Linked DNA regions of Homo sapiens: region 2 is linked to region 1. Evidence: read pairs that join two places in POLR2A ChIA-PET (ENCODE). Cell type or tissue: OCI-LY7. All regions are shown on one strand. Each heading gives the region's core, and the rest is flanking DNA. Links, peaks and the distances in the headings are about the cores only. Region 1 overlaps TTLL11 (tubulin tyrosine ligase like 11). Region 2 overlaps LOC107987016 (a long non-coding RNA gene).

The links. ChIA-PET counts read pairs that join two places held together with the same protein. Peaks named below come from ENCODE experiments on the same cell type or tissue, not always from the same donor. Only the 100,000 strongest peaks of a DNase experiment are listed, where the experiment ranks them.
Region 2: POLR2A ChIA-PET joins it to region 1 with 11 read pairs; 2 of 35 experiments call an interaction of 5 or more read pairs at or near these places.

What each region holds. Positions count from the first base shown.
Region 1 is chr9:122,047,471-122,055,799 of GRCh38, reverse strand. All of the region lies in intron 1 of TTLL11 (tubulin tyrosine ligase like 11), which reads left to right. Among named protein-coding and RNA genes, the nearest start is that of TTLL11, 42 kb to the left of the region's middle. In OCI-LY7, for the core only: no CTCF peak of the experiment used is centred there; no DNase peak of the experiment used is centred there.
Region 2 is chr9:121,554,650-121,562,978 of GRCh38, reverse strand. All of the region lies in intron 1 of LOC107987016 (a long non-coding RNA gene), which reads left to right. Among named protein-coding and RNA genes, the nearest start is that of GGTA1, 59 kb to the right of the region's middle. RefSeq lists an enhancer at 4,655-4,949. In OCI-LY7, for the core only: a CTCF peak has its summit at 8,043; a DNase peak (open chromatin) is centred at 4,858.

The sequences.
Region 1 (8,329 bases), core at 34-8,033:
CTTGGTTGCTCCTTCTGTGAAATGAGGATATGATGGCTATTTACAAGGTGGTGTGGAGCTTTGACTGGAAATTTGACAGCATAGGTAAAAAGCTTGGCTTAGATGGTGACTGCAGGCCTTATTTATCTGACTTGTCCACTGGTTCATTCATCCTCCTATGTTCCCTTGTGATGGTTAATACTGAGTGTCAACTTGATTGGACTGAAGGATGCAAAGTATTGATTCTGGGTGTGTCTGTGAGTGTGTTGCCAAAGGAGATTAACATTTGAGTCAGTGGGCTGGGAAGGGCAGACCCACCCTTAATCTGAGCGGGCACCATCTAATCAGCTGCCAGGGCATCTAGAATATAAAGCAGGCAGAAAGATGTGAAAATCCTGGAATGGCTTAGCTTCCCAGCCCACATCTTTCTCCCATGCTGGATGCTTCCTGCCTTTGAACATCGGATTCCAAGTTCTTCAGCTTTGGGATTCGGTCTGGCTTCCTTGCTCCTCAGCTTGCAGATAGACTATTGTGGGACCTTGTGATCATGTGAGTTAATACTTAATAAACTCCCCTTTATCTATCTATCTATCTATCTATCTATCTATCTATCTATCCTATTAGTCCTGTCTTTCTAGAGAACCCAGACTGACACATCCCCCCTTCAGCTTTGCCTGTCACCACTAACCCTCTGCTCCTGTGTGTGGAATTTCTGAGCATTCCCCAAGCATACTGCCTGGCTCAGAGGCATGACTTGCTTATGTGTTGAATAAATGAATTTATGGACCGGCAACACCATGGTGCCTTTAGACCAACGCTCTGGTGGGACTTTTTATTGGGGAAAGTACTGAATTGGACTGGGTTCCTGGATAACTGGGGAAAAGCTGCCCTAAGAGAAGTCAGGTGTGACTTTGGATAAAGTTGTCTGATATCCTGGGTGGGAGGTAAGTGTTGCTGAAATGGAAACCTGATTTGCATTGTTTCCATTTCAGTTAATAAACCATTTAAAGTTTCGATATGGAAGAGTCTAGGTAATTTGAGGCCTAGTGGTGAATTGATATAATTTACCAACTGTGAGGAAGTAGAGAACTGGGAGATTACTGTTGATAATTTGCAGGGTATAATGGAGTTCATTTATAATTTATAATTGATATTGGAACTCTTTTCCATGGGCTGAATTATGTTGGAATGGAGTAAGAGTCATTTAAAGAGATTATTTTGTTGTTTGTATCACCCTCATGAATTGGAAAGTGGAAAAAGAACATAGTGCTAAATTCGTATCTAATCTTTTCAGAGCTATTTGCTAAATAAACTGGAATTTTAATTAAAACTGCAAGCCAAGAGGTAAATCGCTTTAGAAGTTTGTGAAGTTTTTCTTTTTCTGTTGCCTAATAATATAATTACTACTAATAAAGATTCTTTATGGGTGGGAAATTAGATAGCAGAATAAATAACTGGAGGAGATTGCTATGGTACGCTGAAATTATGAAAGGGGCAAGGTTATCTTCCCCTCCTACTAATGGGTTTTTTTCCTCCCCATTGTTAAATTGTTTGGTAACAATTTTGATCTCATTAAAAGTATTGCAATCACAAGCGGAAGCAAGGCGGACGATGGGCCTCACCACCGCTCTTCCAGCTTCCATTCATATGAGTCAATTATAATGAATGGATTTAATAAAAAATACAACATGCTTTGGTGATTAACTCAGTGAAGGATGAATGGCACGCTTACCCGGGGTATCATATTTGCAATAATGAAGAAGAAGTGAACAGGAAAAGGAAACTTCATAGATCACAAGAATTGCTACTTTCCAGCAAAAGGTTGTTAATTACTTATCCTCTTGCTATATTTATTGGCTCTATTAGAGGATGAGTAATTATTGTGTTCCCGGGAAACCCACTGGAGCCAGACGGCGCCTTTATTACATTGGAAGGCTCTTCAGAGCGCTAGTTATCTCCGTGGGAGCCTCTCCCTTCAGATTCCCAAACGACTAGGAACCTGGCGGAGGTGAGACAGGAATGTAGCCCACGGGCAGGAGGGAAGGGCACTGTGAAGTGTGTGAACTGTCAGAGCAGTCCTTGCACGCGGAGCCATGACTGCCTTTACTCTCCCACGCCTTCCCCCAGCCCTGCTCCCTGCGCATACTTTTTTCTGGGCCCAGTCCCCACCCATGCTCCCTCCCCTTTCTCCCAGCCTAGGTCAGCTTCCTTATGGTCCTGGCTGCTCTCAGTCTCTCTCTACTCCTCATCCACTCTCCATTCTGCCCTGGTCTGACACAGCCCTGCTTGGGCACTTCCTCCACCTGCAGAGTCAAGCTCCAGCTCCGCAGCTTGCCCTGTGAGCCTACCGTGATCTGTGTGGGCTGTGTGGGCTGCGTGGACCTCTCCAACTTTGGCTGTTCCCCTTTCCCCCAGGCTCCAGGCACGTGGGACATCTCTGCTGTCCTATAGTCCTCTGCCTGATTTCCCTTCGTCTCTTCCTTTGCGAAGGCCTACTTCACGCCCCGCTCCAGTGGCCCCTCCTTGGTTAAGCTTTTCTCATCTAGACCAGAAACCACTGCTCCTCCCTCTGGGCTCTCACACAGCACTTTGACACGCAGAGTGCATTTGCAGATCTGCCCACACATCTGCCTCTACCCCGACCCGGCTCCTGGATTCCTGGTGGACCAGAGCCATGCTTGATGGACTTTTTCCTGAGGTGGGTTTGTGGACGGCCAGCTTCTGCTTTCTCTGCCAGCAGGCATGTCTGGGGACTCTTCCTCTCTGCCTTTCTCACCAAGGGACTTAATTAGGTGAATAATCCAGGAGGCTTGCTTTCAATATTCTCTAATTGGACTAATTTGACTCCTACTGTCTGCCAGGCCATTCACAAACAGACTTTCACCTATGCGGTTGTTTTCACCTTTACAACATCCCCTGTGAGGGAGGCTCTGCTACTCATCTTTCTCAGATGATGAAACCCAGGCCCTTAATAGTTGGCAGGGCTGAGATTTGAATCCAAGTTCCTGAACTCGAGGGAAGGAGCCTTTCTGCACTTGTGGGCTTTCTCCAGAGGTTACGTGCCTACCCATGAAGACTCACATGGCTTTAATACCCTGATTGTACCATGTGCACATTTAAACTTAGGCTAGTCCTGCAAAACACCCCCATCTCCTAGCTCTTTTGGGTAACAGAAAGATGGATGAAGGAAGAGTTTTTAAAAATCTTATCAGTCAATAAGTATGAGGTGAAGAATGATAGGAAAGAATGGAAGAGAAGAAGAAACCAGCATTTTTTGAACACCTGCTATGCATCAAGCATTGTGTGCCAGGCCCCGTGCTAGGTGGTCCAAACATACTATTAATCCTTGTAATAACCCAATCAAGTCGACATTATTGTTCCCATCGAGGAAACAGACTTGGAGTTGCTCCCACAGGTGGGCTTCCCCACCAGCCCCATCCAAAGACACTGCAGTCGGGAAGCTGTCTGGTCCCTTGCTGGCATGGGGAAACCTTTTCTCACCAGCTCCATTTTCCATAGGCAAGAGTGAGCCTGGAATCTTCCTGAGCCCCTCAGTTGGGGTGGAATTTCTCCTCTGTCTGGGGAGCAGTGCTGTTCACTGAGATGTGAGCAGCAAGGCAGAGAAGTGAGCGGGCCTCCCTCTTTCAGGCCTGAAAGGGACATGCCTTCTTTTGATGTGCTCACATTTGGCAGATAGAACTGTGTTCCATCTGGTCACACCCTTCAGGATTTCATCAATTTCCACCAGTATTTTCTTAGTCTGCTTTTTTTCTTGATTGAGGAAGAGTGATAGTTTTTTTTTGTCCACTCTTGAAGGGCAGTTGCTTAGTCCTTTCTTTGTCTTAATTGGCCTCTTCTGGACTTTTCTGTGCTATGTTTTTTCTTTTATGATTTTTATTGTTTTGGGTTCTTTCTAATTTGGTCTCGAGGTCTCTCTGTTGAGCGTAGCCACAGGCCAAGATAGCCAGTCTCCAGGAGAGCCCTGACCAAGGGGAAAGTTAGGTTTGGGTGTGTGTCAGATAAGACACAATGAGGAGGTGAAACAGAAGAAATTTATTACTCAGAGGATCCAGAGAGGTTAGGGGCATTGACTGGGGACTGTCTGGAAGTCTGGAGGGGACAGAGAGCTCAACCAGCGAGTGGGAAGTGAGAGCGAGTGAGTGAGCAAGAGAGAGACACAGAGAGAGAGAAAGAGAGAGAGAAGAGAGACAGACAGACTCTGGTGTTGGTGATTAGGTTTTGTTGTGGTCAGCAGCTGTGGGTGTGTTGGGTTTTGGGTCCGTGGGATGAGCAACAAGCAGGCAGTATCACAAGCAACCACATGGGAGGGAAAGTTTTAACTAGGCCAAAGGCGATGTGGTATGACTGGGTTTCAAATAACTTTATGCTAGACCACAAAATGGATGCCAAGGCAGAAACTGCAGGGTATGTTAAAGAAATTTATGATATCTTCTTTGAAGTGTTTGTCACAACTCTCTGCTGTATGTGCTCATTTCATCCATCCATCCATCCATCCCCCTTAGTCGAATTGAAGGAATGCAGTCTTTGGAGATAAACCAACATGGCTTCAAATTCTGGGTTTGTCACTTATTAGCAATGGGATTATATTTCTTTATCTGCAAAATGGAGGCATTTATGTAAGATACCTGGCACATTGTTAAGTACTCAATAGTAATTATTATATTCATTATATTATAAGGATATATTAATCTTAAATTCCTTCATTCTCAGAACATGTTCTTTCTCTGGGACCTTGCTCTAAAACTGAAATGGTGCATTCATTATCTATTGCTGTGTAACAAATTTCCCCAAAACTAAGCAGCTTAAAACAAAAACATCTATGATCTTACACCATTTTTGAGGGTTAGGAATCTGAGTGTGACTTAGCTGGGTGGTTCTGGCTTAGGCTTTTTCATGAGGCTACAATCAAGCTGTTGGGCAGAGCCGCAGACCCTGAGTACTTGACTGGGGCTGACAGATCCACTTCCAAGCTCACTCACATGGCTGATGGCAGGTGACTCCGATTGCTTACCATGTGGGCGTCTCCCTAGGCATTCCCAAAGCAAAGGGGGAGTGAGGAGACTAAGGCAGACACCGTAGTCTTTTTATAAAAATATCCTAAATATCAGAAGTGACGGCTTATCACTTCTGCTGTATGCCATTGGTCATCTAGACCAAGCCTGTGACAATGTGGGAGAGGACACACAAGGGATTGAATTCCAGGAGGCAGGGATCACTGGGGACCATCTTGGAGGCTGCAGACCACAGGTAGGGGAGAGGATAGAAAGAAGAATAAAATTTCTCTCCCCTGAAGCATCTGTCAGGTGAGGGAGGCCGTCATGTAAACATTAATGCCCCGTAAGACAGTGGCTATATTACTGGCACCAACAGAATGCCAGGGGAACATTGGAGAGAACTCTATTAACCTGCCTGAAGGCATCATGGAAGGTTTCCCAAGTGCACGCACACCGCAGTGTCCTTACTCAAGAGCTGTCCTAATGACACGCGATATTTGGTTGGTGTCTTTTTAAATTGAAGTTACTTGTTGAGGTGATTTCCTTGGACATTAAAAATAATAACTTGTCTCATATTACAGCAATGTACTGTTTGCAAAGTGCTTTCCCATGTGTTATCGCAGTCCACATAACAGCCCTGGGAGGTGGACAGGTTTTATTACTATTGTTTTTCTCAGTTGTAGCTGAGCTGCGGAAGCAAAGTCACTGCTGGAGTCTCTGAGTGGGGTGTGGTGGGTTGCGGCTTGAGCTGGGGTCTCGCTGGTCCACGCTTGGTACCTTAGCCATGACAGCACCTTCCCTGTGTTTCCTTTGAGTACTTTGGACCCCTCATCTTAGAGCAGCCATTTGGACCATTTCCCCCCTACAGATGCATTGCACACAGACTTGCTTATATCAAAGCTTATTTGCCACCTTTATCCTCAGTCAGTTGAAATGCTTTCTGTTCATAGAGAAGCTTTATGAAGAAAATCATTCACAAAGTACAGAAATGTGAACTGTGCTTTCATCAGCATTCACTGTGAAATTTCATTTTGCAAAGTCCCCAGGGGGACTTGAAATTTCTCTTTGGGCCATTAGAAGAGGGACCCGAACATCAATTCCTTAAACACAGATTTGCTCAAAGAACATTTAACAGCTTCAGTTCTCATTTGAACATGACTATTTTGCAAGTTTGTTTTTAGTTCTTCTGGTCAAGAGGGAAAAGATTTCGGGTCCATCCAGGTGTATACTCTGGGGGAGGAACTTTCTTTGTGACAAAGATGGTAGCATGTAGGGTGAGGGTTACAGTTATTCATGCGTGACTAGTAAATAAGACTATAGCAGTCTCCAAAAAGACATCTGTAGTGCTTAAGTGCATGGGCCTTGAAACTGCGCAGACCTGGATTTGATCCTGCCTCTGCCCTTACTATAATACCTCTGTGACCTTGGGAAAGTTATTTACTCTCCTAGCACTTGGTACCCTCATTTGCAAATAGGGTTAATAGTAGCACCTATATCATAATCTTTATCATCGGGTTAATAGCACTTTTATCATGTTTGTGGATTAAATAAGGTAATACATGTAAAGTGTTTAACACATAGACATAGGAATAAGCATTACCTAAATGCTAATGTTAGTGGTGATGATGATGACATGTATTTGAGTGGCTGCTCTTTGTGAGTTCATTCATTCATGAAACATTACTGCAGGCATTGCTAACACTGGTATCTGAGAACAACTAGGGGCTGTAGGGAGTCTTTGAATCTCCTAAGCTCATGTGGAAGATTTTGTGCATGTGCGTGCTTTTTTTTTTTTTCTGGCACGAATCTCAAAGGAATTTATGACCTCAGAAAGGTTAAAAACAAAGCCTACAGGGTGCTGAAGCCTTGGTGTTAGGGATACACTGATGATCATGGGCTCTCCTTGTGCTTAAGGAGTTTGCAAAGTGGCCAGGTGGACAGATGTACAGACAAGATGTTGCAGAATGGCCTGTGATGGGTGTAGCGACAGAGGCCACAGACAAAGAGAGCTGAGAGATCATCATCATGGAGGGGGAGTGGATGGGCAAGCCCAGTCAGAAGATCCCAGGCGGAAGGAATGACATGAAGAAACCCAGGCCACTAAATAATAAAGTGCTGTATCCTTAAAGGATCGAAATTAGTCACAGTGACAGTGCAAGTGCCCAAGAGTTAAGTGGCCCAACTTGAGGTGGGCAGGTTGGCAGAGGGGAGTCTGTGAAGTGTCTTTCAGATGAGGCTTGGAGCTTAGCCTTGATCCTGTGGTCGGTCCACGGGGAGGCATTGAAGAGTTGTAGCAAAGGAGCAATATGGTCAGAGCTGTGTTTAAAAATAAAAATCTGGGCTGGGTTCAGTGCCTCACATCTATAATCCCAGCACTTTGGAAAGCCAAGATGGTAAAACCGTTTGAGGCCAGGAGTTTGAGACCAGCCTGGGCAACATAGCGCAACTCTGACTCTACAAAAAGTAAAAGATATAGTCAGGTGCTGTGCCATTTGCTTATAGTTCCAGCTACTAGGGAGGCTGATGCGGGAGGATCACTTGAGGCTAGGAGTTTGAAGCTGCAGTGAGCTATTATCACACCACTGCACCCAGGCTGGCTGACAGAGTGAGACCCCATCTCTGAAAAAATAAAAATAAAAATAAAAATAATGAAAATAAAAGTCTCTCGTCCTGCTGTGTGTCAGGTAGACTAAAGAGGAGACCCTGGAGGAAGGGAGATGGGGGAGGAGGCTGGTGAGAGATGAGGCCCTGAAGTAAGGCAGAGGCAGTGGGGATTCAGGAAGGAGAGGAAATTAAAAATAAGCTAAGAGATCAGCCAGAGGGCTTGCTGCCCAGTGGATGTTGAGGAGGGAGAAGGTGACATGGGTGATTCTCAGGATTATGGCTTCTAATTTTCCTGTGGGCCTGGGACCTGCCAGATACCTGGTTACACCCCACTGGAGACCTGAGACACGCATATCAAATTGTCCCTAGCCCTAGAAATGCATAGTGTTAATGAAGGAGATAAGGATTACACATGAAATAACTAAAGAACAGCACAGGCACATCCTAAGCATAGTAAGGGAATCAGGAAGGTGATGGTGTGAACTGGAGTGGTTCCAAAGCTCTCTGTGGTATTATATCAAATGAGCAGTTTTTAATGTTCATCTTGTCTGACCTCTCAGCTTCCCACCACTCCTTTAGTCTTGAAACACTTTTCCCTTGCTTTTACAACATGTACTCTCTCTCTCTGTGGTCTCTATTTCCCAGCTGGGTCGCTGGGTTCATTCTCTTCTGGGGAGAGGGGGTGGGGGCATGCTCCAGCACAGGGTGCAGCCCTACCTGAGCTGCCCCCT
Region 2 (8,329 bases), core at 269-8,268, 490 kb after region 1:
TCCCTGGCTACAAGGGGAAGGTGGCCGGAGGAGTGGCCAAAGAGGATGCAGGAAGCCAGTGGGTCACTGCTGTGGTCCCTAAGGAGAAAGACCTCAACCAGGGTGTTGGTAGCAAAGGTGGGGAAAAGTAAACAGATTCAGGATACATGTGGGGGCCGGGCACGGTGGCTCACACTTGTAATCCCAGCACTTTGGGAGGCCGAGGTAGGCGGATCACGTGAGGTCAGGAGTTCAAGACCAGCCTGGCCAACATGTTGAACCCTCGTCTCTACTGAAAATACAAAAATTAGCTGGGTGTGATGCTGGGCATCTGCAATACCAGCTACTCGGGAGGCTGAGGCAGGAGAATCACTTGAACCCAGGAAGCGGAAGTTGCAGTGAGCTGAGATTACATCATTGCACTCCAGCTTGGGTGACAGAGTGAGACTCAGTCTTGAAAAAGAAAAAAAAGATATATGTGGGGACCTCACGCACAGCCTGACAGATGTGGAGGAAGAGAAAAGAAACATGTCCAGGCAGACTCTGAGGCTCTTGGCCTGAGCAAGTGGATTGGTCCATGGAGCTGGGAGAGGCTGTGTAGAGAGGGGTAGGGCTGGGCAGAGGGAACTCTGCTGTGGTGACGATAAGTTTGAGAAATGTAGACAGACATGTGGCGATGTCCGGCAGGTCACTACTGGCTGCGGGATCAGAGCTCAGTGGAGTGGTGGGGACAGAGGGCATAGCTCTGGGAGCCATAGCTCCCACCAGCCCACTGCATGATCCTGTTCCAGCAGCAGCAGGAATTCCCAGGTTCCAGACATGACCTGTCACTCCATGTAAAGGAAGGAGCTGAGGAGTCACTGGTGGCAGCTGGCCCCCCGAGTCTGGCTGCGTGGAGGGATGTCAGCAGGAGGGAGTGGGTGGACCAGGGTCCTTCAGTGGGCATCAGGGAGAGACAGCAGCACCTGGTGGCCAGCTTGTTCATTGGCTGCCCTGTTGGGGAGGATGTGGCCAGTGAGGGTGGCACAGCAAGATGTGGCATCTGCCCCACTCACCCCCTCTGCCCCTGCCAAGGCCTGGGCTGGGTGGAGATGGGGGAGCCAAACACAAAGGAATAATTGAAACCAAAACCCAGGGGCCTAAAAGCTGTAAGAAGACAGGTCTAGGGTAAAGGAGCAGCATGAGAGAGGAGTGATCTGCTCAGCCGGATCCAGAAAGCCTTTGCAGAGGTGGGGCCAGCCCAGTTGGACTATGAGGGATGAAGAGGAGTTCATCAGGCAGACTGGAGGAGGACGGGCATGTGGCACTACTGTGTATCAAGGCATGCAAATGTGTGACAGCCTGGCTGTGTTTGCTTTCAGGTTATTTTCCTGCTGTGAGTTCTGATTTTTGTTTTGTTTTGTTTTGTTGAGACAGAGTGTTGCTCTGTGCCCTAGGCTGGAGTGCAGTGGCGCAATCTCAGCTCACTGCAAGCTTCGCCTCCCAGGCTCCAGCAATTCTCATTCTTCAGCCTACCAAGTAGCTGGAATTAGAGGCACACGCATCTGTACCTGGCTAATTTTGTATTTTTTGTAGAGATGGGGTCTCACCATGTTGGCCAGGCTGGTCTCAAACTCCTGGCCTCAAGGGATCTGCCCAGAGTGCTGGGATTACAGATGTAAGCCAATGAGTAAGCCACTGATTTTCTAGCTACATCCTGCTATTGAAGGCCAAATGGAACCCATAGAGGGCTCAGAATGTCTTACTCTTCCTGAGATTCGGAGCCAGGGTGGAGACTGACCTAAGGCGGGGGCACTTTCCTCAACCCAGCACCACTCGTCTGCAGGACACGGACCCTAGCCATTTAGCCAGACCCACGTGGGCTGGAATCCGGCGTCGGCTCTGGCTCCGGTGCCTCCCGACTGGGTTTCTCACCCCAAGGACAGGTAGCAGAGCTTAGTGATTTGGAGCTCAGGATCTGATATCAGCCTGCCTGGGTCCAAATCCCAGCTCCCCATTTTCCAGCTGGATGACCCTGGGCAAGTGATTTCACTCCTTAGTGCCTCTGTTTCCTCATCTGTAATCGAGGATAAAAATAGGCCATGCCTGGAGAGCCATTAGGAGAACTAATGAGTTAATTCAGGTAGAACTTAAAATGGAACTTGGGGCCAGGAGAGGTGGCTTATGCCTATAATCCCAGCACTTTGGGAGGCCGAGGTGGCGGATCACCTGAGGTCGGGAGTTCGAGACCAGCCCGACCAACGTGGAGAAATCCTGTCTCTACTAAAAATACAAAATTAGCCGGACATGGTGGCGGGTGCCTGTAATCCCAGCTACTCAGGAGACTGAGGCAGGAGAATCACTTGAATCCGGGAGGCAGAGGTTGCGGTGAGCTGAGATCGCACCATTGCACTCCAGCCTGGCCAACAAGAGCAAAACTACATCGCAAAAAAAAAAAAAAAAAAAAAAAAAAATAGAAGTTGGACCAGAGGAGGTGCTCAGTGAATCTAAAATCCATAGCCCATAGCACAGCCTGCCAGGCCCTGCAAAATCTGCCCACCAGCTCATCTCCCCCTCCTCCCATCTCTTTCCCCTCTCTCCTTGTCTCCCTCCCTCTCTCCTCCTTTCCCTTCTCTCCTTTTCCTTTCTCCCTCTTCCTCTCCCCCCTCCCCCAACCACATGGGCCTCCCAGTTTTTCTTTGCACTGCCAGGTGCATCTCACCTCAGGGCTTCCCTATTTCTTCTTTTTTTCTTATTCTTTTTTTTTTTTTGAGATGGAGTGTTACTCTGTCACCCAGGCTGGAGTGCAGTGGCCCGACCTCAGCTCACTGCAACGTCTGCCTCCCAAGTTCAAGTGATTCTCCTGCCTCAGCTTCCTGAGTAGCTGGGATTACAGGTGTGTGCCGCCATGCCTGGCTAATTTTCATATTTTTAGTAGAGACGGGTTTCACCATTTTAGCCAGGCTGGTCTGGAACTCCTGACCTCAGATGATCTGCTCAACTCCACCTCCCAAAATGCTGGGATTACAGGTCCCTCTATTTCTTCTGCTTGGGATGAGAGCCCCCTCCCCCGTGTTCAGGTCCTGGCCATATGCTGCCTCCTTTAGAGGCTCCCCTGATTACCCTCTCTAAGATATCATGACCCCTGCATCCCTGCCTCTCCCATGGCTCTGTCTGCCCCTGTCCCGGCTTTAGTTTTCTTCCTGGCCCTTCGGATCCCACCTGACATTATTTATATATTTATTTGTGTATCATTCTCCAGCCCCTACTTTCATGGAAGCTCCAGTCTGTATCCCAGCACCTAGAACTGTGCCCAGCACAGTGGGCCCCCAATAAACATGTACTGAATAAAATATTTGGCCGGGTGTGGTGGCTCATGCCTGTAACCCTAACACGTTGGGAGGCTGAGGCAGGTGGATCGCTTGAGCCCAGGAGTTCAAGACCAGCCTGGGCAATATGGCAAAACCCCATCTCTACAAAAAATACAAAAATGTGCCGGGCTTGGTGGTACACGCCTGTAGATCCAGCTACTCAGGAAGCTGAGGTGGGAGGATCACTTGAGCCTGGGGTGTTGAGGCTGCAGTGAGCCATGACTGCACCATTGCACTTCCGCCTGGGTGACAGAGCAAGACCCTGGCTCAAAAGAAAAAAAAAAAGTATCTGTGGAATGACTAAGCGTTGGCTGAGTTGTTATTTTTTTTTCCCCACTCCCTCTCGCCTTGTATGCACTCCATCCAGGAGCCCTTATTGAGGTACTGGGTTCCTTCTCTGTCACCCAGGCTGGAGTGCAGTGGCACAGTCTCGGCTCACTGCAACCTTCACCTCCCAGGTTCAAGCGATTCTCCTGCCTCGGCCTCCCAAGTAACTGGGATTACAGGTGCAGGCCACCATACCCAGCTAATTTTTGTGTTTTCAGTAGAGCCAAGGTTTCACCATGTTGGCCAAGCTGGTCTCAAACTCCTGACCTCAAGTGATCCACCCACCTCGGCCTCCCAAGTGCTGGGATTACAGGCGTGAGCCACCGCGCCTGGCTCTCCCTGCATCTTAATGCTTTTCTGGTTGGACTGGGTCCTCCCCACTTCTCATTCAGGGCTGGTACCCGGGGGCCAGAATGGGAGGAGGGAGACCAGAGGGTCTTGTACTCAGAGAGGCCTGGTACTCTCCATGCACCTCATATATCAACCTTCTAAAAAGGTTTTCTGAGCCCCATTTCACAGATAGGAAAGCTGAGAGGCGTTCAAGGGGCTGAGAAGCAGCAGAGCTGGGGCTTGAGTCCGCCTGACAGGAAGTCATTATTCGCCCCAAGTAAACACCCAGTGCCTCTTAGCCAAGGAGGGCAGAAGTATGTCTGGGTGGGGGTGGCAGGGAGGTGTGGAGGTGGGAAGGGGCCTTCAAAGAGGGAATGTCTGAGCCAGGCTTTGGTCTGCTCCCTGGTGGTCTCACCTTACATCCCGGGCCCCTCCCACAACTGTCCTTCTCCAGCCCCCGCATTTAGGGAGGCGGTGGTCTCTGCTTTATTATTATTTTTGCAAACTTTTATTTTAGGCGCAGATTTGTTATATGGGTAAACTCATGTCACAGGGGTTTGTTGTACAGAGGCTTTCTTGACTCATCTAAAGGCCTTGAACCAAGGGTTGGCACCGCCTTAGGAATTCTGAGCCAGCCCCAGGGGACGAGGGTGCATTGCCGGCGGCCCTGTCATCGGCTCCCCAGGGCAAGCAGGGGCCACAGACAGCCAGCTGCCCCATGTGTGTGCTTGCCTAGGGTCCTCGTGAGTTCCCACGTCCTCTCAGGGAATCCCAACTGTCCCAAGGAAACCCAGGCTCAGAGGAGGAAGTGGCTAATCAGCCGCACAGAGGGAGGATGTGACAGGCACCACGCTTTGGGGCTGGGTTAGAAATTTGAGTCCTCCGCTGTGGTGCGGCTGGGGAAGTTAAATAACTTGGCACTCCCTCCCCCAACACACAGCTGATTCCAGGGCCCAGACTCTCAACCACAATGCCCTGTGGCCTCCTCCTAGTGCTGCACAAATGTGAGGTGGAATTATTAAACAACCTCAAACCTTTCCAGGAAAGAAGGCAAGCTATAAATAAATGCCTGGAGTTGGGGGATTTCCAGGGCTGAGTGGACGGAGATGATGGTCTAGGGTCCTCAAAGTTCCTGGAAATCATCAGTTTCATGATGAACTGTGGGGCTGGACTTGAGATGTGTTGGCTGCTGGGTCCCACGGCTCTGCCTCGTGTTCCAGGAAGCTGTTCCCTGGATTCCCGTAGCAGGCACACAATTGTAGGAGGTCAAGGCAGGGATGAGACACAGGCTTGTGTGGATGGAGTGGGATCTTCAGCAGCTGGCAGGAATAGGGCCCTCTGTCCCCTTTCCCAGCCCCCAGAGCTTGGCCTTGGTGAGGCACAAGGGCCTGGCCATCATCCAAGAGAACCCCAGGCTTCCTGAGCTCTGTGTTGGAAGCAACTGGAGATCTCAACCAGTAAACCCTCCAACAGGGCAGCAATCTCCTGACATCCTTGATCTAAACTCCGCTTGCTTACCTCCTCAAATGGGGAACTCCCTACCTCCAGGCAATCCTGGTCCTAGCTTTTCTTTTTCTTTTCTTTTTCCTTTTTTTTTTTTTTTTTTTGAGACAGAGTCTTGCTCTGTTGCCCAGGCTGGAGTGCAGTGGCACAACCTCGGCTCACTTCAACATCCACCTCCTGGGTTCAAGCGATTCTCCTGCCTCAGCCTCCTGAGTATCTGGGACTATAGGCATACACCACCACGCCTGGCTCATTTTTGTATTTTTAGTAGAGACGGGGTTTCACCATGTTGGCCAGGCTGGTCTTGAACTCCTGACATCAAGTGATCCACCTGCCTCAGCTTCCCAAAGTGCTGGGATTACAGGCGTGAGCCACCACACCCCCTAGCTTTTCTTTTTTGTTTCCATTTGTACAAATGTATGAGGTACATGTGCAATTTTGTTACATGCATAGATTGTGTAGTGGTCAAGTCAGGGATACTTACGGGGTATCCATCAGGCGAACAACATCCATTGTACTCAGTAACTAATCTCTCATCCTAGTTTTATTCTCTGTGCTCACAGGGAGTGATTCTGCCCCGGGGAAGCCCCTGAAGTCATCAGAACTCCCCACATGAGCTCAGCTCTCTGCATTCCACCTGACCCTCCTCCCCAGCCACCCTTCCCCATGCTTCTTGGCTAGTTTTCAGGTTTTGTGGCCAGTCAGGATAAACCTCAAGAAGCTTGGAAGCATTTCACCAACCCGGCAATGACAGCAGTTTATGCAATTCAGCAAACTTTCACCAGGGACTATGCCAAGTGCTGGAGACACAGAGATGAATCAGTCAGTCACTGCCCGTGAGGCTCTCCACTCAGACGGGGATTGGGAGGGTGGGGAGGGATACCCGAGGCATCAGCCAGGAGGGGGCTGGATCAGCAAAGTGAGCCTACCTGGTGGAGGGGAGGGTTTGAAAGGATCCTTTAGGGTAGCTAATTTCCCAGTGACAGAGAGGGCATTTAGGATAGGTGGACACAAGAGAAAAAAGCCAGACAGGCCACAGAGCTACTGTTTGGCCCCAAGCAATATATTATATGTCGGGGTTGGCAAACTTATTCTGTAAAGGGCCAGGTGGTATTTTAGGTGCTCCAGGCCATGTAGTCACGGATGCGACTGCTCAACTGGCCACTGTAGCTTAAAAGCAGCCATAGACAATATGTCAATGAATGAGCATGGCTGTGTACCAATAAAACTTTATTTGTTGACACTGAAATTTGAATTTCCTGTCATTTTCTTGTGTCATAAAACAGTACAGTATTATTTTGATTTTTTCCCCCCAACCATTTAAAAATGTGAAAACAGGCCCTGTGTGTATGTTCATGCCTGTAACCCCAGAGCTTTGGGAAGCTGAGGTAGGTAGATTGCTTGAGGCCAGGAGTTCAAGACCAGCCTAGATACAAAAATTAGCCGGGTGTGGTGATGTGTGCCTGTAGTCCCAGCTACTTGGAAGGCTGAGGCAGGAGAATCTCTTGAACCTGGGAGGCGGAGATTGCAGTGAGCCGAGATCACACCATTGCACTCTAGCCTGGGTTACAGAGTGAGACTCCATCTCCAAATAATAATAATAATACCAGCCTAGGCAAATAGTGAGACCCCATCTGTACAAAAAATAAAAAAGTTAGCCTCAGGTGTGGTGTGTACAGGAGGATCCCTTGAGCCCAGGAGTTTGAGGTTACAGTGAGCTATGATTGTGCCACTGTCTTCTAAGGCCTGGGTGACTCTGTCTCTTAAAAAAAAAAAAAAAAAAAGCCAACCTGGGCCACATAATGAGACCCTGTCTCAACAAAGAAAAAATTTGTCGGGCAGATGTCATGCACCTGTAGTCCTAGCTACTTAGGAGACTGCTGAGATGGGGGGATTGCTTGAGTCCGGGAGGTCAAGGCTGCAGTGAGCCATGATTACACCACTGAACTCCTGCCTGGGCAACAGAGTGAGCCACTCTATCAAGAAAAGAAAAAAAAAAAAAAAAGGCTAGGTGCTATTCTGAGCACTTTAGGAGGCTGAGGCGGGCAGATCCATTGAGCTCAAGAGGTTGAGACTAGCCTGGGCAACATAGCAATACCCCTTCTCTACCAAAAATACAAAAATTAGTCAAGCAAAGTGGTGTACACCTTTAGTCCCAGCTACTCAGGAGGCTGAGGTGCGGGGAGGATTGCTTGAGCCCAGGAGGTCAAAGCTGCAGTGAGCCAAGATCACACCACTGCACTCTAGCCTGGGTGACAAAGTGAGACCCTGTCTCCAAAAAGAAAGAAAGAGAGAAAGAAAGAAGGAAAGGGCCGGGCATGGTGGCTCATACCTGTAATCCTAGCACTTTGGGAGACCGAGGCAGGTGAATCACCTGAGGTCAGGAGTTTGAGATCAGCCTGGCCAATGCAGTGAAACCCCGTCTCTACTAAAAATACACAAATTAGCTGGGCGTGGTGGTGTACGCTTGTAATCCCAGCTACTAGGGAGGCTGAGGCAGGAGAATCGCTTGAACCTGGGAGTCAGAGGTTGCAGTGAGCCAAGAGGGCGCCATTGCACTCCAGGCTGGGCAACAAGAGCGAAACTCTATCTCAAAAAAAAAAAAAGTATCTAGGCCAGTCAGTGGAAGTGTCCTTTCAAATCCTGCTCCCCATCCAGGGGTGACCACTCCCCATCCAGGTGGGTGACTGTGAGTTCAGCCCCTTTCCAATGCACACAGACATGTACACATGGGCACACACGCACCCACAAGCTTCATTATTCACACCACACACAGCTCATTCCACACGATGGTTCCGTGACATGCTTCTGTCACTTAGCATCTCCCCCGTGTCTTCCCA